Linked DNA regions of Mus musculus: all the other regions are linked to region 3. A link is a loop called in an ENCODE intact Hi-C map of the cell type or tissue named here. Cell type or tissue: heart. All regions are shown on one strand. Region 1 overlaps Gm29230 (a long non-coding RNA gene). Region 2 overlaps Gm35891 (a long non-coding RNA gene). Region 3 has its middle 41 kb from the start of Gm35891. Region 4 has its middle 140 kb from the start of Slc7a11.

Region 1 (8,000 bases), 96 kb before region 3:
GCAAGAGACCACAGGCGGGCTTTGAGTGGCATGCCACCCAGGATCGAAACCCTGAGCTGAAGGGTCATGCTTGTCATCTGCCTCTTGCCTTCCACGGGAGTGAGATCTTCTAGCTCACAAGCACAGGAAACCTTTGTATTGGCTGCTGCTGTGACAAATGACCACAAGCTTGGTGCCTAAAGCAGTAGAGACTTGCTCTCCTGGTCCCAGAGGACAGACCCCAGAAGCAAAGGGTCCCTGAGCTGTGCTCCCGTCTGATTTTCTGGATCCTTTATGCAAATGGACCTTCTAGAAGCCCTCTTCCCTTTCCATGCTCTAGACTAGTGCCTCACTCAGGCATGTATTATATAGGATATAGGCTAGACTCGCAACCAAGAGATCGTCCGCTACCTTCACAACTGAGTTCAGACTGCGTGTCATTCTGTGTGTGGAGAATCACAGATTAGCTTTGTGGGACGGACCACTGGGTTTAGTGGCCACCGTTTAAAAGACTGCCCGTTCCAATTCTATCCCAGAAAGCTGCGGATACAACATAGAACCGCACACCACAGCTCCTCCTTCATCTCCTTCCCCACTGAAGCCCACAAGCAGACATTTTATGTCTAACTGGACTTGAAAACCAATACAAAGGACTTCCATGTTTATGAACCAATCTTGTCCTTGAAAAAGAAAGGACCCAGACATCATGGGAAAGGCCATGTCAAAACAGAGGCAGAGATGGGAGTCACAGGGCCACAGCTAAGAGCCACCTGTAAGCCCCCTGGAGCTGAGAGAGGCAGAGAGAGATCACAGAAGAGAACACAGCCCAGGGGACCCTTGCTTCTGGGGTCTGTCCTCTGGGACAGGGAGAGCAAATCTCTACTGCTTTAGACCACCAAGCTTCTGATCACTATTCACAACAGCAACGAATACAAAGATTTCCTGGGCTTGTGAGCTAGCCGTGTCTTTGAGTCATGCCTAACCCCAGCAAAGGTTTGCTGTGCATGTGAGCTAGCCTTGACTTTGAGTCACCTTCCTACCCCCAGACAAAGGTTTGCTGTGCATGTGAGCTAGCCTTGTCTTTGAGTCACCTTCCTACCCCCAGACAAAGGTTTGCTGTGCATATGAGCTAGCCTTGTCTTTGAAGTCATTCCTGGCCCCAGCACTGTTACTTTCCATTGTTACGGCGTATCTTCCACCTGTTGAGTGAGCTTGGTGCCAGGCCTTGTCGCCCCCACTGTCCCTATCTCCTCAGCTAATGCTTACAATGACATAAAGGGAACATCAACAGTCACAGTTTACTCGCTAAAGGTCTGGTGTTTGCTTAAAACCACATAAAAAGTACATGTTCGAGATAAAAATCCAATTCTAAACTCTATGTTCTGTCCTCTAAACTGCGGCTGCATAGAAACTATGCATCCTTTTTCATTCTCTAATTTCTGAAAGGGGAAACAGTAAACAAGTCAAGACAATCCTTTCACGGCTCCACTTCCACAGGAAATTAAGAGTCTGTCCCAGGCAGGACAAGTAGTTTTATCGGGGCCAGAAACTGCCTGTGACTTGCCATTTGAGAAGTGAGGCAATGAAAAGCCATAGAATCTTTGGCTGACATCATCTAAAGGTCTCTAGAGGTCACCTGAGCCAAATGCATCCTGGCCTCCACATTCCCCTGGAAGTGACAGAAATTCACTTTCCCAGGAAGCTGCCTTTTCTACCTCAATTTTTCTCTTCCACAGAGCCAAAAGAGGCTCCATTTCCTCCTTGGAAGTCGTATGGAACCATCCCAAATCCTTCCCTACAGTCTTGGAAGAACTGAAGTTAATAAATAAGACAGAGACAAGACCAGAGATTGCTCTTTGGCTGCTAAATGAGCTTGATCTTTGATCTCTCCCATGTACACTACAATCTCTGGTCCCTTCTCCATCCTGGGTGGTCTTCTAGCCACACACTAATCAGACCTTGTTCGACCATAATGCAGGAACCCACAACAGGTCTCGGGTTTAGCTGTGTGGCTGGGGCATCTCTGCCCCTCTCCATCTGGACTGCAGCCCCAGCCCTTCACACTCTGTTCCAGAATGCCATCCATCTACGCAAGGGTGGCCCTGCTGCTGACAGCACAGCGTCTTAACCCTCCCAAGCCTTTCGCCAGCCCACTCAGCCACCTGCCTCGGAAGGCTCCCATTTTGAAGTGGCAACGCGATTCATCATGTTCCACAGCCCACACGGCACAGGGGGAAATTAATGACACTGACTGTACTTGCTTCAGAAGCGACTCAACTAGACAGCAGCCTTCACAACAACATTCTGCAAAGGAACACCCCATATTTGGTCTTCAGTAAGAAAAGGGAAAGGGAGACTCGTGTGTGTGTGTGTGTGTGTGTGTGTGTGTGTGTGTGTGTGTGTGTGTAAAGAGAGAGAAAGACAAAGAGATAATATATATACATACATACACTCATACATTCATATATGCACATACATATATATATATATAACATATACACACACATACATGTATATACATATGTGTATATACAGAATGAAGTGCAAATCCATTTGCCTAACAGCTACAGAAGGACTTATGCTCCACCGAGCCATGTAAAATCTAGGGTTGCTCTTTTACTCAGTGCCTAAGCACTTCCCCGACACGCAAGGCAAGGAAAAGAGAAAGACTTGATTTAGAATCTTAGCCCAGCCCCTGTGGTTTGTAGATGGGGACTTCCAAAGCCAATCCAATGTGAACGGATACTGTACAAGGACAGAGGAGTCCCCTCCGGTCATCCATCACCCACTCCCCGTGCTCTGCTTCATTTCCTGCCCACCAGACCTCAAGAATGAAAACCGGTGGTGTCTCTCTCTCTCTCTCTCTCCCTCCTTCCCTCCCTGCCCACCCTCCTCTCATTCTCAGCTAAGCCAATGAGTCCTGGTCTTCATTACAAACAGCTAATCCCCAGTCCCCACACAGGAAAAGCAGTGAGATTAAACCACTGAGTGCTTGGGCCACGCCTACGTCCCTCACCGCCCCCAATATGGAACAGCTTCCCTATATTCATTTCTCGCATCCCCGGTCCAACACAGGTTTACGCGTGCCCTTAAACAGCATACTTCCTCAATTCAGTTGCCTAGCATCACCATTTACACAGAAACATAATGATTTTGAAAGCTGAACCTTGGGGAACTGACGTTAGGGTGATGGGTCTCCATGTCATACTCAGAGAAGCAGAGAAGAGGAAAAGTGACAAGATGGACTCTCCTTCCCACTGTCTCACTTTCGAATGTGGGAATTCTTTGTGCATGAACACATGTATACATGGGTACAAATGGAGGCTAGAAGTCAACCTCAAATGCCCTCTCTCTCTCTCTCTCTCTCTCTCTCTCTCTCTCTCTCTCTCTCTCTCTCTCTCTCTCTGTTAAAGGGTCTCTCACTGACCTGGGGGACCCCACGTCAGCTAGGCCGGCTGAGCAGTGGATCCCCAGGCTCTGTCGCCCCGGCCTCCCTAGCACAAGGGTCATATGCACGTGCATGCCCAACCTGCCTTACTTCTCAGGATTCTGCAAATGGAACGCAGGTCTTCCTGCTTACCCGGCAAGCACTTCACCAACCAAGCCATTTCTCCAAGGCAGAATTCTTTTTCATAAACCATTTTTTTTCCTTTTGAAAATAAAACACAAAACAGGCAGTGTTCCAACAGGAAATAGAGGGAAACATTCCTCACATACCATCCTGTGACCATCACACACACACACACACACAGAGAGAGAGAGAGAGAGAGAGAGAGAGAGAGAGAGAGAGAGAGAGAGAGAGGCCCATTTCTGCCTGCCATGAAACAAAAAAGGACTAACAAAGGCCTTTGTGTTCAGGGGTAAAAAGCCACAGGCAGGTACAATGTTGACTGCTTCCACTTCTCTGGGTTCTTAGAAATACAGAATAGCAGAGAACTTGAGATGAGGAGATCTGGCCCTGGTCACTGAGCGGTGAAGAAGGAACTCACAAAGGCTAATGGTTTACTCTGTTATTGAAGAAGCACAGCCACTAGCAGTTGCTCAGAGACACCAGGCACTTGGGATGGAAAGGATAAATGTTTACATGTGTCCGTTGTTCGTCTCAACTCAGCTGGCTCCAGGAAAGAGTTCCGGGGGTTTTTCTGAGAGACAGTGAACAAGCTAAGGCACTAAGGGAGGGTGAAGACAGAATACGTGAGTGTGGCCAGCACCACATTCACATCCTACACAAGCTCCACAAGATTGCTCCTTGCTACCTTGCGGAATCAAGACTGTAAAACTCAGGGAATTTACATTCCCGAGTCCACTTTCCTAGTCTGCTCTAGATTTCCACTTACCACCAGCTGAAAGAAAGCAGAGCTGAGCTGTAAGAAGCAACCAGCGTAGCCAGGAGAGGAGCTACAAGAGGCCCTGGGTGATAGGTGTCCTCGTGGATGTGCACAGATACCTCACAAACCGGTATATCTCGCATCTCCAAGGTCTGCTCACAGCCCAGCAGCAACCACGTGGCTAGGAGTTTGTCCAAAATGTAGACTCCTCGTGTCACCAGACCCCTGAGTCAAGATGGACCTCTTAGCACGACCCCTGGTTGATCTTAATCCACGTTAACATTTGATACATAAACTCACTGATGCAGATATTTAAAAAGCAGAGGTAGAATAATTAAATAATGCCTGGACCATTGTTTTTTCCACATTGTGAAGGTGTCTCCATTAGCGGGGGGGGGGGCTGCAATTAGCATGGCAGTTGTTTATTTGTTTGACTTTTGTTGTTGTGGTGGTGGTGTTTGTTTGTTTTAGAGTGTCCTTTTGTTATCTTCTTTGGTCTGCAGCAGGAAAAACATCAAATAAGAGTTAAATGAAGGAAAGGTGATTTCAGAGCCAATTTGTTTAGTCATCCTTGGCACACAGTGACAGAGATATTCACCCCCAGGGGGCATAATTGTTCTTGAGAAGTGACTTTGTTGTAGAGAGAACTTTTGCTTCCAGAGGCACGGGCTACACAGCACGGAGTAGAATAGAAATATGGCGATTATCCAGTTCATTTACTTGCTTTACACAGCACACAAACCAATCCTGGTAACAGGGCTATAAAAACACAATCCAAGGTACCCGAATCCTCCAGGTTAACTGCTAATGTGGCTCAGATAAATTGGATTTCAGCCAGCCTCCAACATCCCATTTTGCACTTAAACATATAACAAAGCGGGCTGCATGCACAGATGTCGGTAGGGAGGAACCGGTTCTCATCACCCTGGATCTGAAGGGATGACATAAGGCTTAGGCAGATCTCCAGCCCTGTCTGGAAAGTGGTTACCACACAGTTTGCCAAAATACAGACACAGAGCCGGGCCTGAGGATCACTGTCGTCGATCTCATGTAGGGAGCAGAGACAGGGACATCAGCAGAACACTCCACCTGATTGGGTAGCAGCACACTCAGGACTCCATGGAAGAGTCCAACAAGAAAGGGAAGGCTTTTTGTTGGGTCTGTGTCTGTCTGTCTGTCCATCTGTCTGTCTATCTGTTTGGAAAGGCCATATGTGTCCAAACAAGGTTCAGCAGGCTACCTGAAAGACATGTCAGTCAAGGATGATGTTCTCTGCTCAGAGGTATCTCTGTCACTTGGCCATGACAGATTGTCAAAACTAAATATAAGGGGAAGCTACAGATAGATGTCCTGGGGGCAGCATGGAGTCTTTTCTGCTTAGATTATGTGGTATTTGTTTAGTCTCTCCTAAGCAACAAGAGTTCTTTCAGGTATATTCTATCAACTGATTATTTAAAGAGGAGGCAGTACCCCGAATGGGCTCCTGCTTAGACTCCCGGGAGCTCAGACATTTCTGACATTGCATGTAAATGGTTGCACCTCCTAACGTTTTCTTTCCCATGATAAGATCCATGATTATTATCAGATTCTCATATAGATCCATGATCCACAAAATTGTGTTAAGAATCACAATTAAGAAGCGGGGTGTGGTGATCCAAGGACTGGGTCGGTGAAGACAGATTATAAGTTCAAAGACAGCTAGGACTACATAGTGGCTGAGCACGGTGGTCCATACTTTAATCTCAGCATTTGGAGGGCAGAGACAGACAAGTCACTGTGAGTTCCAGGTCAATCTGTCTACATAGTGAGTTCTAGATTATTCAAGGCTATAGAGTGAGAACCTGTCTTTTATTTTTTATTGGATATTTTATTTATTTACATTTCAAATGTTATCCTCTCTCCAGGTTTCCCCTCTGCAAATTCCTTTTCCATCCCACCTCCCCCTGCTTCTATGAAGGTGCTCCCCCCACCCACCCACCCACTCCTACCTCACTGCCCTGGCATTCCCCTACACTGGGGCATCAATCCTTCAGAGGACCAAGGGCCTCTCCTCCCATTGATGCCTGACAAGGCCATCCTCTACTACATATACAGTTGGACCCACGGGTCCCTCCATGTGTACTCTTTGAGAACCTGTCTTTAAAAAAAACAGGGAGGAGAAATGATTTGGTGGTTAAGAGCACCATCTGCTCTTCCAGGGGACCCAAGTTAATTCCCAGCACCCATACAGCAGCTCACAACTGTCTGTAACTCCAGTACCAAGGGATCTAATACCCTGTTCTGACCTCCTCCACAGGCACCAGGTATACACATGGTGCACAGACATACAGACAGACAAAACACTCGTAGACATAAATTAAATTAAATTAAATTAAATTAAATTAAATTAAATTAAATTAAACAGGGTCTAGGAGCACAGCTTAGTATAAAGTGCTTCCCAAGGCCCTGTTTTCAATCCTCAGAGCCACAAAATAAACAAATGAATGATCCAGTTAACAGAAGCTGCTGTGAAGGGTGATGTTCTAGCTCCTAAGCACTCACGGGTGACACAAACTCTCCTAAACCCTAGTGGCTGGTATTAACTCAAAACCCCACCTCTCACCTCAAGGGACTAAGGAAGTTTATTCTGGAGCCAAGAGTGAGTGACACAGCCATAGAATGCAGATTTAGGTTACCTGAAAACTCATGTTGCAATATGGTAATGGGTTTTTTTTTAATAGTACAAGCAGAGAATGCAATAAGTCAATGGTTATTTTTTTAATTCCGTGGTGTAAATACCAGGTGGGTGGTTATAACAAAAGAGAGAAGTCTCTGCTATAGGTATCAATAGTTCATGGTGACATTCTTAGCTTTCCGGTTGGTGGGAGCTAAGGGTCTGTTTGTACATTCCAACAGGATTTTACCTGATGGTCATAAGGATGCCGGGTCACATGCAGAGGTGAACAATGGATGTCTATTAAAAATAGACCAGGTAATTGTCTCCAAACCAGTAACATCTCTGATCTCCAGGGTCACGGACATCCTTATAATTGGAGCGGCCCCGTAGAAGCTTTAACATGGTGTGGCTTTCCTTTCTAGAAACTTCAGCGTGTGCTTGGTCACTTGGTACTTTCTCTTGATGTAGAAAATAAATTGCAAGATTAATAACATAAGACACTGAGGACGGTCAGTGTGGGAATCGGTGTAAAGCTCCACGGACCCCTGAGCTTCTGAGCAAGCAAAACCCAGACATCTCGCCATGGGAGGAAGCCTGAAGCAATGGGCAGGAAGAGTCTGAGCAGTGGGAAAGAAGAACCCAGTGCTAACAGAGAGCACCCCCTTCCTCCTATTGACTGAGGTAACAATCAGGAGACTTAAGTGCATCCAAGGATTAAACTTCCAGCCCATTTAGTCTTAAATTTCCTGTCGCCCAAACCCACTGCAACCAGAGAATAGCCTCTCCTATCGGAGACACTGACAGAAAGCTCAGGAGCCGCTTAATGCCAATATCGATTCAAACTTGTGCATCTGTTTACTTCTAATGCACAGCGAGCAGGGTACGTGGGTTTACTGCAGGTCAGGAAGAAGCCAAGTGCGCAGCAAGGGCCTCAGAGCTCAGACAGCCACATGCAGTATCCCTAGGGGGGGAAAAAGATCACCCATTACATCCATTAAGTATGTGGGGTTTACTGCATCTCTTGTCCCACAAGACAG
Region 2 (8,000 bases), 47 kb before region 3:
AAAATACCATCAAAGTCTGGCAAGCAAGAATATTAGCAAAGTAACTGCTTCCTCCTTGAGATAACACAGTAATAAAGGCCAGGTATTGGGAAATGGGCTGAAAGCCAGCCATGGTAGCTCACACCTTTAGTCCCAGCACTTGAGAGGCAGAGGCAGATGGATCTCTGAGTTCAAGGTCAGCCTGGTCTATAAAGTGAGTTTCAGACAGCCAGGGCTATGCAGAGAAACCCTGTCTCCAAAAAAAAAAAAAAAAAAAAAAAAAAACAAAGGAGAAGAGGAATAGGAAGATAAAGAGGAAAAAAAGGAAGAAGAAGAGGAGAAAGAGGAAGAAGGGGAAGAAGAAGAAAAAGGAGGGGGAGGAGGAGGAGAAAAGAAGAAATGGGCTGAGAAGGTAGGAGCACTTGCTACCCTCAGAGAAGATTAGTGTTTTGTTCCCAGACCTACCTGACAGTTCACAGACACTCTATTTCCAGGCATCTCATGGCCTCCTCTGACCTCCTCCAGTACATACATGGAGACAAAATGCTCATTGTTTAAGAGCAGTGAACACCCAGAGTTAGTGAAGTCCTCTGTAAGTGGACACAGCCATGTTAAGGACGTCACAATCTTGGGCTCAGAAGGACTGCAAAGCCTTCCATGAGGGACCAAGTGCTCATATTGACAGTGTGTGCATACAACGTCCAGCCAGCATGGCTCTCTCCCTGTGTTATGGCCTAGACTGTTCTCCTCAGAGACCACTCCTTCCCAGGCTAGCTACACCTGTCTCCTTGATCCAGTTGTAGACCACAGATCTAGCCTCCATGTTCATCTATACAGGGTGACCTGCTTCTTGTTCTTCTGTATGCAGTAACCTCACCTCTCTATTCAACTCTCTATAATAAACATGTTAAGCTTCTAAGGTGTGGTGATCTCTCTAACAGAGGTCTCAGTCCACCTGGTCCCTGCTTTCCTGTGTGTCCAGATGTCTGCTTTTCCTTCATTCCCTCGCTGTCCAGGTTCAAGTCCCAGGAGCCATGCTAGGATACAGCAACTTATACACATAAAACAGAAGTAAAAATTAAAAAGTATTAGAAGTAACTTGCCACAAGCTGGAGACGTGTCTCGTGGGTAAACTGCTTGCTGGACCAACACAAGGACCTGAGTCTGGATAGCTAGAACATACCTAAAAAGTATGAGGTGTGACGCACGTGCCTATGATCCTGGTGCTAGGATACAGATAGGCAGAAGGACCCCAGGGCTTCCTGGCCAGCCAACTGAGCCAGGTGGTAAGCTCCAAGTTAAGTGAGAAACCATGTCTCAAGAGGTAAGGTGAAGAACATCAGAACACCAATGATACTGACCTCTGGCCTCCACACATACACACACATGTGCACAAACACACAAGTACACCACACACACACACACACAAATGTCTTGACACATTCTTCTTTGAAAATCTTGCCTTGATTTCTTTGAAAAGCTCCCAATTTGTCCCCATTTGGAGAATGAAGTATGATGCTGGTTATCCTAGTTGTTCAAGTCACAACTATTGGGAGCCTCTCTCTGTACCGGAAGCATCCGCGTGGAACAAGCAGGCTTCACAATCCCACACCTCCACAATGTGGAAATGAGCATGTTCTCGCCATGTCAGGCCGGCAGCCAGGCGCATGCCACTCACTCGTCAGGCAGGCACTGACCCCACTCCATCACAGTCGGCATGCCAAGAGCTGGGCATGGCAGAGTGGAGGTGACATGCAGGACACCTGCCCTTCCGCTTCTGTGCCAAGCAATCAGTGAGGATTCAGCTGTGAGCCACCACCGCAGACATGTCAAAGGAGCCGTAACTCAGCCGCAAATTAAGTGTAGGTATGTTAGCTGGTCTGTTACAGGCTTTTCTATTTTCCTCGTCTCACATTTTGCAATTGATAAACAAAGAGTTCGCCAATAAGGTGCCAAAAAGAACATCATAATCAGGAAGTTTCAGTGATTTTGTTGTATGCCACTACTAATAAAAGGATTGATAATGGAAATAAACTGGGAGGTAGAGGAATGAATGGCAATATATATATATATATATATATATATATACATATATATACATATATATATATATATACACACATATACATCATATACATCATATACATCATATACATATACATCATATACATATACATCATATACATCATATACATCATATACATATACATCATATACATATGCATATACATATACATATACATACACGCACACATAGATTTTTCTGATAATGTTCCATTTCTTTTTTCTTTTCTTTCTTTTCTTTTTTTTTTCTTTTTTTGGGGTATGTGTGTGTGTGTGTGTGTATGTGTGTGTATGTGTGTGTGTATGATACAGTCCAGGCTGTCCTCAATCTCAAAATGTAGCCAGAAAGGGCTTTGATTTCCTAGTCCTCTTGCCTCTGACTCCTGGATGCTTGTATTATAGGTTGGCTCGTTTTAGCACTTATTTTAATGTTCATGAGTCCTGCTTCTCAGGTAATACCAAGGGGAAGTTAAGAAGCAGAATCAAAATAAAAATAAATGTATCTCTGTCCCACCAACACATTATTGTCACACTGTCCAACAGGCAAATGTGTTTTAAATGAAAGATATTAGTCACTAGTTTTCCCTTAACATCTCTTCCAAGTGAAGGAGGTTTTTGGGAAGCTTGTCTTTCTAGCCTGTACATTCTGTCTCGGGCAATCAATGAGAAAACATTTTTTTGACAAGTCAAATGTCCATGATTAAGAGGAGAAACAGCCCTCTCTCTGCAGAATATATGACTTACTCCTTCTCGGTCCCTGAAGGTATCAGTCTGCGTTTCACTGCAGACGCAGCCCTGTGTCTTGGTCAGTGCACACATTAAAGGCTCCATCATCCTCTGCTACTTAAGAGAGAGATTTAACATTAGCTCGTGTTAGATGTAAAGGAACAACCTTCTCCATTGAAAGAGAAATTTTATTTCTCAGGGAGAAAAAATACTGCATGCAGTCACTCCGGTGCATTATGAACCTGCTACTGCGTGTGGAATTTATGGTCGAGGTCTCTTCTCTTTGGCAAGGATTCTTCACCTCTAAAGGCAGAATTAAAGATCTCAAAGCTGCCCCAAAAAAAGTTCCACGGACCTTTAGTGCCATCTAGTGCTCAAAGTCTGTCATGCCTCACCAATGGCTTCCTCTAGGAATTTGAAGAGATGGAGGCCCTGGCAGGGAAAACTCTGAGAGTTCTAAGTGGGCTTGGCAGTAAACAGCATTGGCCCACACCAGAACTGTTGTGCCTGAAAACAGTGTCCTGGATACATGACATTTCCACACTGGCTCCCATAAAGAGCTGCTACTGGATCTCATGGCTGCCCCCTGCTTAGTCATCTGCTGGAAGCAAGCTATCTAGAGTGGATGGTGTGTGTGTGTGTGTGTGTGTGTGTGTGTGTGTGTGTGTGTGTGTGTGTTGCATACACAAGAGGAGCCTGAAAATGTTCCATGCTGAGAGCCCTACACCATTCCAAGTGGCATCAGGAAGGGACACATGCAAAATCACCCCACATGACTTCTACATTTAGATCCTGGGGTCAATATCCTGCACTAGAGAGGCCTTCCTCCTCTGTACTCTGGTTATAAACAGAAGCCAGATGTAGGCTACATGAAAGTGAGGTTAATGGGTCTTTCTAAGGGCACCATGGACAGCAGCTTCTGTGGTTGGTGGCATGTGATCTAGATACTGCTACAGAGGTAGCATCTCTGTGTCATCGCTACTTGCCAAAAGCAGAGGAACAAAGCTGTCAGAGGCTTGAGGATTTAATCTATAACTTCCCTTCCTTTCCTACCAACCTCTGTTCTAGCTGCTGTCATTTTAAGAATCAGGTTTAAATGCTATGTCCCAAACCTGTGGCACTGTGGAATGGAGGTGTAAGTTATAAGGGGTTGGGCAGGAGGTTAGGTCACTGGGCACATGCCCTTGCAGATACTATTAGGACCCTGTGCTCTCTCCTTCTTGTTTCCAGGCTGGCGTGAGGCAGCCTGACCTCCTGTATCATGTGATCCCACCATGGCACGGTGTGAGGACACAAGCCCAAAACAAAAGTGACCATGGATGGAAAGCATGCCCACAAGTCAACCCTTTTCCTTAGACATCCTTTTGTCGTCTTCTTCTTCTTCTTCTTCTTCTTCTTCTTCTTCTTCTTCTTCTTCTTCTTCTTCTTCTTCTTCCTTTTTTTTTTTTTTTTTTTTTGAGACAGGGTTTCTCTGTATAGCCCTGGCTGTCCTGGAACTCACTTTGTAGACCAGGCTAGTCTCGAACTCAGAAATCTGCCTGCCTGCCTCTGCCTCCCAAGTGCTGGGATTAAAGGCATGCGCCAACACTGCCCTGCTCCTTTTGTCTTCTTATACAGTATCTAAAAGCTGGCTAACACTTTGTCCCTAAACTTTAAGGGGAAGGTCAGATGGGAACAGATGGGAAGATGGTACATCAGTCTTTTGTATCTGTGAGGAAGAGAGTTGGCGATGATGGGAAACCATTGTTGGCATTGCAAGGTTCAGAACACCCAGGATATAAAACTCAAGCCACGGGTATCTTGGAGACGCTCTCAGGATCAGGCCAGCAGCTGAGTGTGGTCACAAGTACCTCCCCTACTTCCTTCGGTGCAAAGACAGCGCATCCAGCAGTCATGGCTCTCTTTCATTCTGTGCCCTATTTTTAAATATCTCTTGGTTATTTTCTGATATGAGTAGAGGATATTAAAGTAAAAGGTAGGTAGAACAGATATTCACTACTATAATCCCCTATTTCATCTCCTAACAGAATGTGTGTGACTCCTCATCAGAAGGACTGTGGCTTCTTTACTCACCCTGTCCTGAAAAGCAGGGCTACTAAAGGACCTGCCTGGCTGGGTTGCTGTCAGGATCAAGAGTGCTGCCATATGTTAAATGCTCCTGAGTGCACTAAATGCTCTTAACAAACTTAGCTGTAGCTACTAAGACTAGGAGCACAAACAAGGCTGGGGGGAGACAGGGATGCCTTGCTCTCCAAAACGCCTGTGGTTGAGTGAGTACATTTGCTTTAAAAAAAAAAAAAAGGCATGTCTCCTTTGTCAGACTTTAAACTCCTTAAGGAAGATATACTGTTAAGGGAACCACCATGTAACTCGCACCAGGGCTGAGCCTATTGCCAATATTTAGCTCAATGGACATAATATCAAACTGCCTTCTAAACTCTTATCTCCATGTCCATAATTAGTGCAGTCCCCGGGCCTCATCACAGAAGTTTCTTTGTGAAGTGGACAACAGTTAACAACTGAAGAATTCACAACTCATCAAGGGCACAAATGACACATTCAGAGAGAGAGAGAGAGAGAGACAGAGACAGAGACAGAGACAGAGACAGAGACAGAGACAGAGACAGGCAGACAGAGACAGACACACAGCCACAGAGAGACAGAGACAGAGCTCAGGGACCAGCACAGAATATGAGACCAAAGATTCTGGGCAGGGTTCAGAAAGGAGCAAAGCAAAACAGTATGTTGCGAACATGACAAAATCTCTTCCGTTGGCCCATCACTGATCTATTGACAGACAATGGCTTCTGTGAGAGGGTGTGGCTCCTGGAAGATGAGTGACACTCCAGTGGAGAGACCATACCCATGAGCATATGGGCAGCACACTCTGCACTCAACGGGTTGGGTTTTTCTTTTGTTTCTTGTGAGGACAAGAAGTTAGAAATGGGTGAGGAGACAGAGATGGGTCTGGGAGGAGTTAGAAGCAATGTGGGATAAATATGATCACAATACACTGTGTGAAATTCTGAAAGAATTAATAAAAATACTATATTAAGAACTCTATGGGACTCTACAGCTACCAAACCCCAGCCACAACTCAGGAGGCAAAGAAAACTGAATGCATCAGGTACTTGAGGCCATCCCCTTGAGGAGCACACCGAGAGCCCCCAAGGGCCTTCAGAAGACAAGGCCCTCACTGTGAGCAGTACTGTTCAACTCTCTTGGAATTTCTGAAAACCCTTAGGAACCATTATAGATGAATGTCTCATCTTCCAGGGCAGAACTAGAATTTTTAATTTGATGAAGCTAACAGTTCACAGTCCACTCAGGAAGAAGATTGACAGACCACAGGTGGGAAACACTGATTCATTATTCATCTTTCCCAGGAAGACAAGCAGTTTCAGCCCAGCAAGACAAAAATGAGAAGAGGCAGAGAGAACAAGCAAGTAAAATAAAAAGAGAGAGGAGCGAGCAGACGCGTGGATGAAGGAGAGGTAAGTTTTGATTGACAGGCCAATAGAGAGAAAGACGATGGAGATAGATGATAGAAAACGTATAGAGAAATAGAAGATATGTAGATGACTTATAGATATGTAGATAGATGAGATATAGATAGATGATAGAAAGATAGAAGATAAATTAGGTAGATGATAGATAGATTATGCATATTATATGTATGCATCAATACATATAATATGGATGATAATGATAGATAAATAGGTAGATAGATAGATAGATAGATAGATAGATAGATAGATAGATAGATAGATTGATTATATATAGATATATGTGATAAATTAGATAGGTAGATAGATAGATAGATAGATAGATAGATAGATAGATAGATAGATAGATAATACATAGATGTGATATAGATGGTAATGATAGGTAGGTAGGTAGATACATAGATAACTACATAGATTATACATAGATACATATGATATAGATGATAATGATAGGTAGACAGACAGATACACTCATACGTGCCTGCAGATGCACATTATGCACATTGGTACTCAGATTCATAGCAGACCAGGTCTTCAGAGCACTGAAAAGGAACAGAGGAAGAGACCCAGGAAATCAGCCTTTTGTCCCTCGCCTAAAAGACATACCGGCACCCGAGACTTCAGCCCACATATCCTCCCCTGCAAAGCTCATTGAGAAATTCAGTCGTGAGCCTGTCCTTGCCCCAGAGCTCTTGGGAAACCCTGCCATTACCTTTTTACAATTGCTGCACCTGCTCATTCACGCCTGGGAAAATGTCAAGATCTTTTTCCCTTTGTGGAGCAGAGGCTATGAGGAAGGCACTTTCCTTTCACGGAGACTTTTTCAGAAGCCCCCCCCCCCCCCCGCTACAATTCCACAGATTTTATTTTAGACACACTGGAAAGCACAAAGAGGCATTCAGCTCGGCCTGCAAATTGCTAGAAAACCCTTCACATCCCACGGAAATTAGAGAGGCAGTGCTCTCATCAGCAGTCTGTATAAATTTGGAAGGAGTGATTTCATAGAATCAGCCCATTTCAGAAGGAGAAGCGATGTTCGTCCGTCCTCTTCAGCTCCAAGATGGAAACCGACGAACTCAGGATCTAATCTCTCACTACTCGGTGCCTCATTTTTTTTCTCATCTGTGAAGCAGAAGCAGGATGTGTGGGAGCTAAATGAACAGCAGGTTGGCATTCAGGGGCTGTGCTATAAAAGAGACAATGTCCCCACTTTCCAAGGCCATGAGCCCCAGCTGCCATACCTTTAATGGCCTCAAATTGGGTCACAGACCAAAGTGGGTCCAGAGAGCTGGCCTGGGAGCACCCAGGCCACAGAGTGACTGCAGTCCTCAGTTTTAGTCACCTGATGACCACATGAGGCACACACCTGTGGTGGGGGATGTTTACTGCAGATGTTTGGGAAGCAGCGTTGCCAAACCATCAGAAAACACATGAGAGGGAATGATCCTCCAGGTCGGGGTGCTGCTATTCAGCCTTTGATAGCCTCAGTACGGAAGTATTTTCTTTTCTAATGACTCCTCTGTGGAGGCTGCTGTGAACAGAGAACAAGACAGAGGAGAAATTAGAGGGGGAAATAACACAAGAAGGGCCTCTGCCTATAGAATCTGAGTTGGAACACCCAGCTCGTTCCACCACAGCTCCACAGGGAGCCATGTCTGCAACAGACAGGGGCACGGGCTGAGGGGAAACTTCCGAAACACCAAGACGATGCAAAGGGATCAGCTC
Region 3 (8,000 bases):
GCAGACAGGGTGAAATGAAAGAAGGCGAATAGACTCCTGAGATCCAAGCCTTGACCACAGAGCTACTGCTCTGACATTCTTCATCATTGCCTCTTTGGTTTCCAAATATTTGTAGGGGGCGGAGGTAAGCAGAGGTGAAGGGGTGGCATCCTAGGTTTCAGCTGCATGGCCTACTGGGAGCGACAGAGGGGCCCAGAGCGCTCACTTTGCTGCCCTCTCTGCCTCTCCACTACTGACTTTGAAGAAACAAGAAGCCAAGTTGAAGAGGCGTGTGAAGTCAGGGTTTGCAGACAGCCCAGAAATGCTATGGGCTGCCTCTGGCCAAGAGCTAGCAAAGAACTCAACGACGCCCTGACTTCAAAGTCCAGAGCCTATGTGGTGGAATGAGAGAGTCAACTCTGAAGATGTCCACACACGTACACGACATACTGAATAATCTTTAGAAACAAGAAAGAAAGCAAAAAGGAATCTGAGAGGAGATGGGGAGCCAGGAAGAGATGCTTAGGGGCAAGGGAGGAAGACTGGATGAGAGAAATGAAAAAGAAAATAAAACGGTGTGTGTGTGTGTGTGTGTGAGAGAGAGAGAGAGAGAGAGAGAGAGAGAGAGAGAGAATACCTATGCTCTCCTAAAAATATTTTACTAGGCTCCTCCACTAAATATCCAATTCTATTGCTTGTGAGCTCTGCCTTCCACCAAACATCAGAACATGAAACAATTCTGCCCAAGGTGCTCTCTTTGTAAAGGCACTCCCCCTCCGCTGCCGATGACACGCTGCTCCCTGCGTCCGTCTGAGATGTCACCAGAATGACCTTCCCCATCCTTGTTCTCACCACCATCCTATTCATGATCACTTATGCATTTTCTAAGAAACCTGAAGCTTCCTCTAGAGAGAACTCCCTGCCTTTCTGAGCCCTTCTCGGCTTTTCTGAGAATATACCTTGCTCTCAGTTCAAGGCTGCTTCCACAAGTTTAGATATTTGTTAGAGCCACACTCCACTTCCTATTGCTGATTTTGCTTCTGTCTGCTTAGATTCTCTCTCTCTCTCTCTCTCTCTCTCTCTCTCTCTCTCTCTCTCTCTCTCACACACACACACACACACACACACACACACACACACACACACACACACACACAAAATCCATTGCCTGGGAGCAATAAGATGGTTTAGCGAGCAAATGTGCATGCCTCCGAGCCTGGCAACCTGAGTTCTAGCCCCAGAACCAACGTGGGAGACGGGGAGAACTGGTTCCTACAAGTTACCCTCTGACCTCCAGATGTGCACCATGGCATGTGCACATGTACTCACATACAGAGAGAGAGAGAGAGGGAGAGAGAGAGAGAGAGAGAGAGAGAGAGAGAGAGAGAGAGAGAGAGAGATACAAAATATTTTTTAAATTAAATTTCAAAACCCAACAGACTGAGAAACTGAAAGAGCAGAAATCTCTTTCCCAGCTCTAGTAAATTGAAGTCCAACATCAAAATGCCAGCTCCCCAGCTTGGAGCCAGCCCCTTCATCCTCCTATGTAAAAGAAAGCAAGTTTGAGTCTGCCTTAGTCAATGTTCTATTGCGGTGAAGACACACCATGACCACGGCGACTCTGATAAAGGAAACCAAGGCTGGCTTACAGTTGGTTAGTCCATTCTTATCATGTCAGGGAACATGGCAGCATGCAAGCAGACATGATGCTGGAGAAGCAGCTGAGAGGTCTACAGCTGGATCTGTGGGCAGCAGGAAGACAGAGAAACAAGAGGCCTGTCTTGATCTTTTGAAATCTCAAAGCCCACCCCCAGTGACACATTTCCTCCAGCAAGGCTACACCTACTCCTGTTGGTGTGTTCCCCAACAAGGCCACACCTCCTAATCATTCTAACTGGTGCCATTCCCTGATGACTAAGCATCCAATTATATGACTCTAAGGGAAGCCATTCTTATTCACCCCCCTGCCCCCCAAAGGCTTATAGTCTTATCATAATGCAAAACTGAGTTCAGTCCAACTTGCAAAGTCCCAATCGTCTATCATCGTCTCAACATTATTTAAAAGTCCAAAGTCTCTTCTGAGCAGGTGGCTACCTTCATACTCAGAGAGGAAAATCCTTATTCACATCTAGCATCCCTTCCTCACTTTAGAATAGCAGCAGCAAATAGCAGTTGTGTGTCTCCAGGTGATGGAAGCGCGTGCCTTTAATCCCGGCCCAGGAGGCAAAAGCAGGTGGATCTCTGAGGTCGAGGCCAGCCTGGTCCACAGAGCAAGTTCCGGGACAGCCAGGTTTGTTTTAGAAAAAAAGAAAACTGGATAATGGCCTATGGAGGGCTGGACATGATGCCCATAATACAGGTCAGGAAGACCATGAGTCTAAGACGAGTCTAGGCCACATAATGGATTCAAGAGCAGCCTGGGTCTAGTGAGTTCCAAGCCAATGTGGGCTACTGAGTAAATCCCTGATTCAAAGACTCCAAAAGAGGGGTACTAAGAGGACCAGCTGAGCTGGATTAGGGTGCCATTCCTGGGCCTTCATCTAACCTTAATTACCCCCTAAATGGCCTATTTAGGGATGAAGGCATAGCTAGAGATTAAGCCTATAGAGTCTCAATTTTTCTATCATGGTACACTCAAGCCTGAGCCTGTTGTTAAATACTATCACCGTGGCAGCCAGGCAGTGTTGGCCCACACTGTGAATCCCAGCACTCAGGAGACAGAGGCAGGCATCTTTGTGAGTCCAAGGCAGCCATAGCTACATAGAGAAACTCTATCTCAGGAAAAAAAGGCGGGGAGGGGGCAGTAAACTTTGTGGACTGGAGAGATGTCTCGGTAATTAAAAGCACTGTCTGCTTTCAATCCAGAGGACCAAGGTTCAATTCCCAGCAACCACATGGAAGCTGACAACTGTCTGTAACTCCACTTCCAGGGATCTGACGCCCTCACACCTATTCACATAAATCATTTTTTAAAAAAATGCTGTTGCATTGGCAGTTAGAGCTTCAACGCACAGGTTTTGAGAGACAGTTCAATCCCTAACAGTGACACGCCTTCACGGGATACAATGACATCACCAGGCGGCAAGACACGGTGAGCACAGGGGGCCCTTCTCATTTTCCTGTTTCCTGTCATACCCGCTATCGCTGGAGGCTTTTATCCCGAGTACGTTGGCAGGGCCTGCATATGCATGTGTATCTGTGTGTGGTACAAGCTCCGAGGCCTTGTAACAGAGATGATGTATCCCCACTGAAGAGAAATGACAGTCCGAATGAGGAGAAGAAGCCAATTTGTCACTTAATGCAGAGCCTGATTGTGCTGCAGCAGGAGCCTCACACCGAGATTGATTACAAACAAGATGACATTTCCCTGCGGGCCGCCTCACGCATTATTATAAATAAATACCACTCGCTTTAGCATCTGCATGGCCATCGATCGAGAACACATTCTTCTGTGCCTTGGGTTCACAGTAAATATCCCGGGGACCACGACGGCCTTTCTTCAATGTGTAAAAGCAGCGTGGCCTCACATGGGACAGTTTCATAAAGTGGGGACTGTCACACAGTCCATGAGAAAAGAAAGCACACACGGAGGCGAACTGACCCTAGGAGTTCATTTCCGAGAAAACTTAGCCTTAAACTGTGGTGGGGCTTTGTTCCAAAGGCTTCGGCAGCTGGACAAAGGCGCGGAAACCTGTGAGCCCAACACTCCAGACGATCCCGGACTCCACAGTGAGACCTTGCCTCTAAGGAGAAGAAGAAGAACACACAGTCTATAGCCCCTCAACAGCTGTTTGGGGGTTGTTTGGAAGTTTGCTTTTTTTAATCATTTTTTTGTGTGCGTGTTTCACATCAGCCCAAGAGAATCAGTTGTGATCTGGGAGTCTTTCCTGAAAAAAAATCACAGTGGAATTTTCGAGATGGAAATAAATCTGTTAAATTTCGAATATCTCTTTTGCCCTTGCCCTGACTGCTCCAAATCTGTCATCTTATGAGTTTCAAATAAATAAGTTATTTTAACCAGCAAAATATAGAGTGACTGTTTTCTATTTATTTCTTTACGCTTTGCTTCGGTGCAAGGGTGAATTTGATCTGCCTGCGGAAATTTTTTTTTTTTCATTTCAGTATCTCTCCACTCATTTTCTATATTCCCCTCCACCTCCTTTTGAAGCTTTTCTATCTGCTCCATCTTTCCCTCCTACATAAACCACGAGTTTGGCATGTTTCTGGCGTGACGTGAGTGCCCCCTGCTGTCAACGATGGTGAACAGCTCCGCAACCAGGCAGGTTCAGACCAATACCGCAGATGGAGAAAAAAACACTACATCCCTGGGCAAACACTGGTAGGATTGTTAAAATGAATAATTTATTAAATCGCGATTGTTTATTGACATCCCTTTCATTATTTACTTCTCAGTTATTAAACATACTCGTGGAGTGCCTGGGTGTTAGCCCTTGGCCCACTCCAACGCTTTTTCCCAGGCAGGGATGGAGCCAGCCCCGTGATTCTCTCTATCCAAGACATTTTCGATCTCTTTTGTCAGGTCGGGGTCAAACTACAGTTGTTCCATGATGACTTTATCAATTCTCAGCTGATAGACTCTAAATGAAAAACTGCCCGCTGCTGCCTCGCCGCCACTTAAGAAGGGGGTTATCTGGGTAATATTCTGTCAATCAGGCAGGGTCTGCGACAGACACCGGGAGTCAAGTGAAATAGGAGGAGAAGATGATTTCAATGTTTTTATTAGTCATTGTCCCCCACATCAAAGACTAGCTGACAGCCATCCCTGTCTGTCCTTCCAAGTCAAAAAGATAAGGGAAGGAAGCCACGCATGGACATTTGAGGGCATGCTCCATTCTGAAGGAAATCAGCAAGTCTGTGTCTTACAGAACGATACCCGTCAGCCCTCACAATGGGGTGGGTCCAGGTCAAAAGCACCAGGCTCCAATGGGAGGAGCATGTCCCAAAAAGAAAAGCTCTAACCCCAGACTTGAAGATACATGCTAGTCTGCACCCGGGAGAGGCCTTGGCTTTTAAGGACAAACTCAAGTTTCCCGGTGGTTTGTTCTCATACAATATATTCGGGTGGCACTTCTCCCTTCTCCCAACTCCTCCTCATTTTTAACAATGCAGGAGTTCAGAAAGGTGTATGTGTAGTATCGATAGATAGATAGATAGATAGATAGATAGATAGATAGATAGATAGATAGATAGATAATGAATAAATGAACCTCAAGGCCAAAAAAAAAAAAAGTGAAAGTTAACAAATTTCACTCTAAAACCCCAAATCTTAAAACAAAGAAGTGATGGTGAGATGGGTCAGTGGGTCAAAGTGTTCACCCTGCATGCCTCGAGATTCCACACTGAAAGGAACAAACCAGCTTCGCTGGCTTCCACACTCAAGCCCACATCCCCTCACACGGTGGAGTACGCCTTTAATCCCAGCACTCAGGAGGCAGAGGCAGGCGGATTTCTGAGTTCAAGGCCAGCCTGATCTACAAAGTGAGTTCCAGGACAGCCAGGACTTTTCAGAGAAACCCTGTCTCAAAAAACCAAATAAATATAAATAAATAAATAAATGAATAAATAAGAGAAAGGCTAATTGATCATGATTGTTATTAGTACACATAGCATAAGTCTCCTCTCCCCCTCCCTCCCTCCTTCCCCTCCCCCTCTCCCCCCTCTCCTCTCTCCCTCCCCTCTCCCCTTTCCCCTCCCCCCTCCCCACTCTCCTCTCTCCCTCCCCTCTCCCCTTTCCCCTCCCCCCTCCCCACTCTCCCTCTCCCCTCCCTCTCCCCCTCCCCTCCCTCTCCCCCTCCCCTCCCTCTCCCCCTCCCCTCCCCTTCCCCCTCTCCTCCCTCTTGTCTTCTCTCCCCTCTCCCCTCTCCCCTCTCCTCTCTCCCCTCTCCCCCACCTCATAAAATAAGTAGCTTGATTCATTTTCCAAAAACTCATTAGAAATCTGCATTGGGTGGGAAAATCACATTATCAGATGTTTTAAAAATAACAATAAATAACATTAGAAATATCATCAAATTATATTCCCTTTGTCACATTAAGTTAAATATGACATTTTTCTCTCACCGCTCTGGGTATTTGAAGGCTCTGTGCTCAGAAAGCACAGAGAAGACGCAGAACAGGGCCAGGACCAAGGCCAGGGCCAGAGTTTTCTGATGAGCACATATGTTCAGCCTGCAGTCCTCCAACTACGTGCACCTATGATGACTAGGAACAGGGGCCAACATCTTCGTAAGGATGTATGCCATGTCACAATGTCAAAAAAGATGGACACCCTTCCTTTACACCAAATTGTCCAGAAAGTTTGTAAGAGAAACATCATTTTAGTGAGCAAGAGCCTTAAATTTGAAAGGAATCTGCCACCCTGGCTTGAGTTCCACTTGTGACTTGATCACGAAGCTTGTTTCCTTGTTGTGTGTTGTATGTTCTTCATAAAATTAAATGTGAGTTTGTCCAGCCATGCATATAAATATCTATCCCAACATCAGCAACATGCAACACATGTGCAGACCCTTCACTTCCTACCTCCATTCCTTCTCTCTGTCCTAGAAGCCATAATTAAAGCGCTGGGGGGGGGGGGGCCTTCTGGCCAGGCACAAGGATGGCAGAGGCAGATGGATCTCTATGAGTTCAAGGTCAACCTGGTCCACATAGCAAGCGCCAGACCAGCCAAGTCTGCGCAATGAGACCCTGTCTCAAAAAAGAGGTGGGGGGGAGGGAAAAGGGGATGAAGGGGGAGGAAGAGCAGAGATTCTACCATTAAAAAAGACAGAAAAAACAGTCATTACTTCCTAAACCCACTGATTTATCTTGTATTGATTAACCATTTGCCTTCCAGTGTCTTCTCTCTGAAAGACCGAGGCAGGTACTCAAACTGCCTTCACTGATTATTGATCCCCAACCCACCCCCCATGAGAGCTGAGGATGGCTTCTCTCTCATTTTAGTCAAACGCTTGACCTCAGAGTCACAAACCCCAACCCGCATTCAGTGATTTTTTTTTTTAAATCAAAGAACTTCCACTAGGGAATTCCTCACCAATGTTGGTTCTTATCTGTTCAAGCTAATAAACCAAGAAATGGAGTAAACAAACTATTACTAAGTTAGACATCATTATAACAGAGTGGTTCTAATCTTAGCATTGCACTACCCTGGGGACACTAATGTTTAGTCTTCCCATTGAGCTCCACCAATGACTAAGAATCACCCAGCAATGACAAGCAGCAGAGACAGCCAGTGATTTAATGGTCAATGCAACGATGAAAATGTGCATAAGATCATGAGAGCAGGGCTGGAGAGATGGCTCAGTGGTTAAGAGCACTGAATGCTCTTCCAGAGGTCCTGAGTTCAAATCCCAGCAACCACACGGTGGCTCACAACCATCTATAATGGGATCTGATGCCCTCTTCGGGCGTGTCTGAAGACAGATACAGTGCACTTACATATAATAATAAATAAATCTTTAAAAAGAAAAAAAAAAGATCATGAGAGCAGCAAAGAGAAGCCCCTGACCTGGTTCAAGGGTTGAAGGGAAAGAAGGGAAGAGAGGCAACCTTCCTGAGAGAATCAGGTGGCCCTTCCTTCAGTTCCTGCCTCCACTCAACTTGTAATAAGTCTGGGCATGAATATGTCCAAACCTGAGGGTTTGTAATGGAGACACACACACCCAAAAAAACAACACACTTCAAAGACCACATAGTCACACATTTGAGAGTCAAAGTCGCCTGCCAGCAAAGTAAGGGATCAAAATAACCAGCTTTCAAACAATTTGTGTTTCTTCAAAGCAATGCAGGCATAAAGGAGAAATGTGAGGAGGAAAGGGGGGTGCATGGAGGGAAGACAAACGAAGACTGAGGAGCAGGAGAAAAGACTGAGCGAGTCCCCACATAGAAACTCCAAATGTACAGAGGCTCTCTCTTCCCGTAATGTATGTGTCCACCCTGATCAAGATTTACAGAGAGAATCACCATCAGCCCAAGCACTTCTCAGGGTTTTTATCAGAACGATG
Region 4 (8,000 bases), 860 kb before region 3:
GTCTTGATGTGTACTTTTAAGCCAATCAATAAAAAGTGGTTGTATTTAAACTTTCGAAGACTTTATTTCAACAAGAAACCAACATGTTAAACTCTCTGTACCTGTATTTTATTCATTTTTTTCTTTAAGAATGAAAGTGCATTTTAATGAAAATGAAGTCTCCTATGAAACAAAACCAGTCACCACGGGATATATCAGGAGACGGAATCCACTGTCACCTTCCCCCCGGATCCTGGTGGAATAAATTCCCAGGTGAGGCAGTTAGCAAAGCAATTTTCCCGTACTGAAGATTACACACAGAAAAGTAGACATGAGGCTGAAGTGGAGATTGTCAACGTGAAAAACAAGAAATAATTTGCATGTTATTTGACTCACCTGATTGAATACCTGAGATTTTAGGAGGCAGGGGACTCATCCTAGCACAATTGAGTTTGGGTTGTTTGGAGATTTGTGAGATGTTCTGTTTGTTTTGTTTTGATTACCATAAATTGAGCTATTAAATGAAAACTCCTGAACTGTGTTCTCCTTTCTTTTTTTTTTAATTCGTTTTTTTTAATTAGGTATTTTCTTCATTTACATTTCAAATGCTATCCCAAAAGTCCCCCAGACCCTCCCCCACCCACCCACTCCCCTACCCACCCACTCCCACTTCTTGGCCCTAGTGTCCCCCTGTACTGAGGCATATAAAGTTTGAAAGACCAAGGGGCCTCTCTTCCCAATGATCTAATGGCCTTGTTTCGTCTTTAAGCCCATTATGTTCTGCGAATATTTTCTACATGTGTCTTTCCTAAAGAACGTTGGCTGACCCACTGCAGCCGGCTGATCTATCAACTGCCTTTGCTCTGCATCACAAGATTTATTTCTGTGTAGAGACTGCAATAACTTATTAATGTACCTGGTAAACCCATTTATGGACCAGTAACTCCACATTCATTTCATCATTTAACATCCCCACCCTCCACTCTTACATGAAAGATTGCTCAACATCCTCACAGAAACTTTCACGTTCCTTAAATACAGGACCAAGAACATTGGTTCTCGTTTTTTATTTAATAGATGATAGATAGATGATATAAATACATACATGGATACATAGATAGATACATAGATAGGCACACAGATAGATGATAGATGGATGTGGATAGATAGATAATGATGATGTTAATGATCATGATGATAGATACATACACACATGATAGATGACAGATTAAAAGAGAAGTGATATATGTATAATAGGTAGATGATAGAAAATAGATATGTAGATGAGTAGATGCATGATAGATGATATAGTTTAGATAGAAAATGATAGATGACTGATCATATGTAGATAGCTAATAGATGATAAATTATAGATGGTATATAAACACAGATTATAGATAGATAATAGAGAGATTGTAGATATATCTTGCTGAGCAAGTTAACAAATGCAGGCACACTACTTTACTTTTTCCATTGCTTCTTGCCGACAACCATCAATCAATCTGTGACCACCAGGTAATCTGTACTCCATCCATCCCCCCTCCTATATATCCCGCAGCCCTCCCTGTCCCTGAACCCCTACAATGAACTCTCACTTGGAGTACTGCCACATTTGTTATCTTATCTTGCCACTCTCCTGTCACACGCCCACTGCAGCCAGTGAAACCCTTAAACATCTAACCACAGCTCCTTGCTTCTACCGTGAACCTGACTCTCATTGTTCTAAAGCTCGGGCAGCTGCCACATGAACTTTGATCTTGGTGGATAATGAGTATGAGTTTGTTGAATGAACACCTGGGGGATCTGCTTTATAATGTTCAGTATTTCCTGCATCCTCCTAGCTCCTTCGGATTCTTTTATCATCTAGTGTTTGATTGTTTACTGTGGAGCAGCAAGTCAAATCCAGGGCTTCCCGTGTGTTAGGCAAGTGTTTCCCTCTAGAGCTCTACCCCAACACTAAAAGCCTGAAAACTCTCTACATGGTGGAAATAGAAAAATGAGACAAATCAGCAACTCAGCATCTTGTGAGCTCAAAGCAACAGCTTTTGTTTTAGATTCACCTGTAGGTGTGATTTGCTTTCGATTCAGGCCTTTAGAATATGGAAATAGTTCTCATCATAATAGCCTGCTCCATGGCCCAGGGACCCAGATGACAACTTTACCAATTGCTTAAGAGACCCATTTCAGTCCTAAAGGCAGAAAAAATTTGCAGCACTCAACTATCTAGAAACCAACGAAGATCCAAATTTAATTGATAACCTAAAGTACAATTTGTTGTTCAGTAAAGACAGTGGCCTTTCTCGGGGCTCCTGGAATCAGAGTAGCTCAGCATCAGGCACCCCAAATCTGGGATCATTTCCCTTCCTGGAATCATGTTTGTTGTATGTATTTTCATGATCTAGAGTCTTTTGGTTCCTTTACATTTTGTTAGCATTCTGTCGTATTCCGTTCACACAGAGATCAGCACTTCCATGAAATGTCTGAGTAGCCAGATCTAGGACATATTTTAGGTACATGACCTGAAATGTAAGCAGTCTATTTTGGTCACAAAGTCAAAACAATAACACTTGGTACTTGAACATGTTTATGTGAATGTTGACCCCTGGAAGACATTACCCTTAGGATGTGATATCTCTGCGTACGATGCTTGCCTGATCACTTGTATAAAGGAACGTCAGCTCTTTAGAATGCTTGCTCCACAAGGACAGCATGTCACATCCATTGTGCATAAATCCTGAGCAAAGAATAGGCTGGCCACATTAAAGGCTATTTATCTGCAATGCTACTAAACAGCCAGAGATCCCTTGCTGAAGGCGGGGAGGAAGATTGACTGCACACACGGTGCTCTCACTGCTGAGTCCATCATCAAAGAATTCTTCTTATGGGTTGGAACTCACATCTGAAAATTGACTGTGAGTGCTCAGCCCTCTGTTATAGTGACCTAGGTAAGACCTATGCTTCCCACGCGTGAAGCATTTTCTATAATGCACTTCAGAAAGGACTATTTACTCTTGCCTCTTTCAGTGAAGGAACTGATGGTGACCAAAATATATTCCTGCATTTCAGAGCTTAAGGAAGAAGGGCTTGGCCTGCTGCTGGTTCTGATGGGCATAGCAATTATATTGCTTGCCTGTAGGTGGCACCAGTTGGCTGCTACTACCCTGGAATGGTCCATCCTCAAGGCCATCACAGAACGTCAACAGAAGCATCTACCACCAGGATAAGAAGAGGAGCTCAAGTCTTGTTCAAAACTGTGCCTCTCTTGACTAATGCGTTTCCCAGGACCTTGATTAAAGACATCCTCCAGCCCTCTTGGGACCAAGTAAAGGGAGGACAGTTTGAATGTTATTTTACCTCAGAAGATGTCCTTCTCTAATAAACTGCATATTTTGTAGGACACCTAGCATCTCAGCTTTCTTATCCAAAGCCACGATTGAATCTAGCCTCTAGTCAAGAACTAAGCCTCCATGATATGACTCCCTCCTACCACTCTGGCTAAAACTTCCATTGTGAAATCTCAGAAAAAAACTAACTCTCTTGTAAAGTTGGACACTGAAATATGACCAAGGTCAATCGTGCTTAGAAATCACTATTATTCTTACACATAGCTTCCATTTTTGTTATAAATGAAAAGAATTCTCTCCAGCTAGCTTTCACAATGCTACTGACTCTCTCTGACACGTTGGGATCTGCCCACTAGTTAAAAGCCTGAAGGTGATGAGATAGTCGAAGAACAGTCTCAAGATGAGCTGATTTTCCCTTACATGGTTGGCCTATACATTAATTTCTTTACCCATCACTATGATAAAACTCTCAATTAAGAAATAAGGAGTGAGCATTTATTTCAGCCCAGGATCTAAGGAGATAAGTTCACATAAGAGAAAGCATGCTGACAGGTGGCTATACGGTGGCCAGCATATAAGCCTGACAATTGTTAAGTCTTCTACTCTTAATTTGCAGCAGAGAGAGAGAGAGAATATAATATCTAAGAGCAATCATGGAACAACTTCTATGGGTAGATGCTACTTCTTGGTCTTTACAAGGCATCTCAAAGCAACAAAATCAGCAAGGGACCAAGTGTTCATACTATTTCATATTTAAACCAGAGTTCCCTAAGAAACAGGAACAAAGTTTTTTCCGGTCAGAAAATATACCCATCAAAGAAGAAAGGGCATACTCTGATATTCCCAAGCATAGATAAAACTTACACATGTTTTATAGCCCACTGATCAGCAAAGGAGGACAGGTGTTTTCAGATTTGAAACACTTGAAATCCCTTTGTCATGAGTAGTAGTCGATGTGATATCATTGAACAAAGCTGAAAAAGAAAAATGCAGTTGGCTTCTTGGAGCCATGCAGACTGGCACAGCAATGGGGAGATGGGCCATGCATCTAAGTCATTCTCTGTTTCAGGAATCACTCATAGGACCTGACTCTGAGGTTCAGGATCCCTCATGTTTGTATTCATTGTCACATTTATGAGATAGCACCAGCAGGGCACAGATTAATTTGACAACATTGATACTAATCACTGAGAAAAGCTTTTTAACTATGCAGAAGTTTAAAGAAGCTGAGAGCATGGAGATTCCTAATGATGTTAGCATTCCTGAAGTTTTGTCTTGGTAGCACTGAAGAATTTTGAGATAATAAACTTAATTACTCACTTTCCAGTTGTTTATTGTTCTCAGGATATCCCTCTGAAACCCCATAAATCTTTAATCTGTGTAATGACAGTGGTGACATAGTTTTCCCAAATGCCTTGCCTCCAATAGCTATTTTACTCCAAGGGCACCTTTTATTTCAGAGACCACAGTCAGACCTTATTTAATCTTCCCTTTCCCTGCCACATGCATGGGTTCCCAGAGAATCATGAGGGGCCACGGTGTCCCTTCCCAGTCTAAAATCCCTCCCTCACACTCACGTCTCACGCCATTTCTCCTACAGTTTCAGGACTTAGATGCACATCCCATGTACCCGTTTGTGGATCAGTGAGATGTCTAACTCAAAGGACTTTAGACCAAACATGATATAATTAAGAGAAGGGGGTGAATTGTAGTGGGGGTACTACTTAGCTCACAGAATTATATAGACGTTAGAAAGAGGTAGATAAAAGCTAAGAAAGCTCAGACAGTAGGAAGTGCTGTATTTGGAACACTATAAATTCCACAATGAGCACGATCAACCTGCTTCCAACGATCTTTTGCTGTGGAGTCTACTGTGTTTCTCTGAATAATTTCTGTTCTAGCCCCAGATGGAAGCACCTTACTGCCAAGGCGACACTCTGCGTCTGTAACCTCACTGTCTGTGTGGAGAGAAGGAGTGTATCGGATCTGGTCATGCTTATACATGCTGCCCTACTTCCTGCCAAGACCTGAATAACCAGGCTGGGAAAGGCGGTTCAATGCCAAATGGTTTAATGCCATCACAATGGCAGTCAATGGGCAGGAGCTGAACGCTTTCAGCAGAAAATTTCAGAGTGGCCAAGAAGAAAGTGAGACTCCCATACAAAAAGGATTAAATAAAGTGGGAAAAAAATGGCCGGAAACATAGACTAATCTTTGAAGGAATTTTCTATCCATAGAAGGGGTAGTAGTTTGAAAAATAATGCAGGTTTGGAAGTAAGGCTCTCTTTTGCATTGTAACAACCAAATAGAAGTCAGTGAGAGTAGAAACCAAGTTCAAGGTTGTGGTCATTGAGGAGATGAACTGATGAAGGAGTGCACAGAGATAAAATAAAGAACAATGTGTGTAGATTAAACTATAAACAGAGATTTTCCCCTTTAGCATAGGACAAAAAAGGGAAATGAATAAAACAAGAAGAAGGGGAAACAGTATTGCTTATTAAAGGAAGCCAGGACAGGGATCTTGCACCTTAATAGACTGTACAGTGATGCCCAGAGTTCAAAGAATGAAGGAGAATTTAAAAAGAAAAGACAAAGAGAGGGAGGTAGAAAGGAAAGCTGGGTGCCTGGAAAACATTAAGAACCGCTACTATAAAAAGGGATAATGAACTAGGCATGAATAAAAGATCTAGTGGAATGGAGAACCACTTCCTATCTTACTGCCTAAAAGCTGTGTAGTAACAGTCACTGACTTTGGGCTGATAGATTTTTCCATTAGGGAAACAGCATTCTCTCCACCCAGCTATCCAGACTCCAGTAACCACCTTTTTCAATGTAATCATACATATAACAGATGTAGGAGGGTTTTTAGACCCACATTCAGACAACTAAGATACACACACACACACACACACACACACACACACACACACTCATACACTCTAGTTACCATCATGAGGCACTTCTGACAGGTTGCACATGAGTACCAAGTACAGCTGTCTACTGCAGCCTTCTCTGTGGTTTCTGTGGTGTCTCGCATGCTTATTCATGGAACCAGAATTTAACCACCCATTAAGAGACTAGAACAGGCCTCAGATTCCCCTTGGCCTTCTGAGGTTTTATCCCCTTTGCTAAGACTTTTCCAGATGCATTTTGGTAATGACACTGTATCAAGCTTCAGAAATCAACAGCCTGCGCTCAATCTGCTATAGGAATCTTCCCAGAAGAAAGGGATGTTTCATCCGGCGGAGTCATTCATCCTAGCCTGGACTCTTCTGCTTCTGATCCTCCCCTGTTAAAAACATAACACACTGGAGGAAGATTGTGCTATATTTCACCAGTACTCCGTGCCGCTACCGAGGGACACTTCCATCTGTTATTTGCTCTCAGCTTTGCCTACTGATAAAACAGGAAGGACAGCTTGCTGATGGGCTCTTTGAAGCAAATGGCTCTACTCTTTCCTGCAATTAATGTTTGTAAATTATTTCTACAGTAGTCAGCAGGTATAGTACCACCATTTACAGATTACTTTCAATAAATCAAGAGCCCGCGCTCCTTCTGAGAGGACCTCCATTACAATGCGACTCGTGGCTAGTGGCCTGCTCTACCCGTGATGAAAATTGCTCTGTGTGTAATCGAATACTCTCATTAATTCTGTCAATTATCATTCCCTCGTGGGGAGATCTGAAGGTTGTGCACTGAGTTGTTGAAGTTTCCTTTTATGTGTAGTATGTGTTGTTCACAGAATCTGGTAGTTAGGGCACTTCAAAATTTCACAGTAAGTTAATAGCCCTTTGGCTGCTAGAGAGAGAGAGATGGCTCACAACAACAAAGCTGATTACAATGGAAGCAATTTGGTATTTTTCCCAGGATTACTCTGTTGTTTAGATGATAAATTGTTTTTAGAGTAGAGAAATAATTATATATTTTACAGCCTCTGCACTGTTTTAGGGAAAATTCCTTTAGACCTATAATATAAACCTCCTTTTCTAATTTGAAAAATTCTTTTACTTAAACTTTCTATTTTTATTTTATTGACTCAAAAAATTTTGGTTAAATTTGACCCTGGGTGGTGTTGCTGCTGCTGTTGTTGTTTTTAACTGATTATTTCCCTATGTTCTATAATGATCTATTTTCCAGGGAAAGAAAATGGCCATATAACTTGCATTAAGAGTGCCACTCTCAAAGTTTTAGAACAGGGATTTTAACTTTCCAAGACACATCTCTCCTTTCAAAGCAGAAGCATGGGAAAGAGAATGATGGATTCTAAAGGTGACCCAGGTAGGAAGAGGCCACTGGAAGTAGGACAAGGGACACTGGAAGACTATCCAAAGCCTAAGGTGGCAACAACCTCTTCATCGGGGTCTATTAGGTGAGAACGTGAACTCTTACCAAGAGAAAAGATGAAAGGGAGATATCAAGTGGCAGAAGTATTGCAGAGTCTCACTTAAAGCAACTCAGTGCACATTAGGGACATGAAATGCAAAACATTACAGGAGTGTGTGCAAAGGAATTAGGCATGAAGCTCCCACATGATATGAACAGGATCTTCCTCTGGACAATTTTAGGAAAGAATAAGCCATTTAGTACTGAGACCTATGACCATTAACTGCCTTTCCTAGTAGTCATGGCCTTTGCTTCTGTGTTCACAATACTATGGCAGCAACTAGAGAGCATGCT

Evidence for each region. A loop is a pair of places that touch in the nucleus more often than their neighbours do. Peaks named below come from ENCODE experiments on the same cell type or tissue, not always from the same donor. Only the 100,000 strongest peaks of a DNase experiment are listed, where the experiment ranks them.
Region 1: it touches region 3 in a loop (2.5-fold over the local background); 5 of 42 quality-filtered maps call a loop at or near these places.
Region 2: it touches region 3 in a loop (2.7-fold over the local background); 5 of 42 quality-filtered maps call a loop at or near these places.
Region 4: a loop joins it to region 3, with 14 times the contacts of the local background. A loop is called at or near these places in 10 of 42 quality-filtered maps.

The regions. Positions count from the first base shown.
Region 1 is chr3:51,070,451-51,078,450 of GRCm38, forward strand. The region is part of intron 1 of Gm29230 (a long non-coding RNA gene); the gene reads right to left. Among named protein-coding and RNA genes, the nearest start is that of Gm29230, 15 kb to the right of the region's middle. In heart, a CTCF peak has its summit at 4,915 (motif pointing right); no DNase peak of the experiment used is centred here; H3K27ac peaks cover 721 bases.
Region 2 is chr3:51,119,053-51,127,052 of GRCm38, forward strand. Gm35891 (a long non-coding RNA gene) reads right to left here. Exons shown (of 2, transcript XR_375614.2): 2 at 7,639-7,806. Among named protein-coding and RNA genes, the nearest start is that of Gm35891, 5.9 kb to the right of the region's middle. In heart, a CTCF peak has its summit at 3,146 (motif pointing left); a DNase peak (open chromatin) is centred at 3,279.
Region 3 is chr3:51,166,197-51,174,196 of GRCm38, forward strand. No RefSeq gene overlaps it. Among named protein-coding and RNA genes, the nearest start is that of Gm35891, 41 kb to the left of the region's middle. In heart, no CTCF peak of the experiment used is centred here; a DNase peak (open chromatin) is centred at 4,215.
Region 4 is chr3:50,301,209-50,309,208 of GRCm38, forward strand. No RefSeq gene overlaps it. Among named protein-coding and RNA genes, the nearest start is that of Slc7a11, 140 kb to the right of the region's middle. In heart, a CTCF peak has its summit at 3,104 (motif pointing right); no DNase peak of the experiment used is centred here; H3K27me3 peaks cover 229 bases.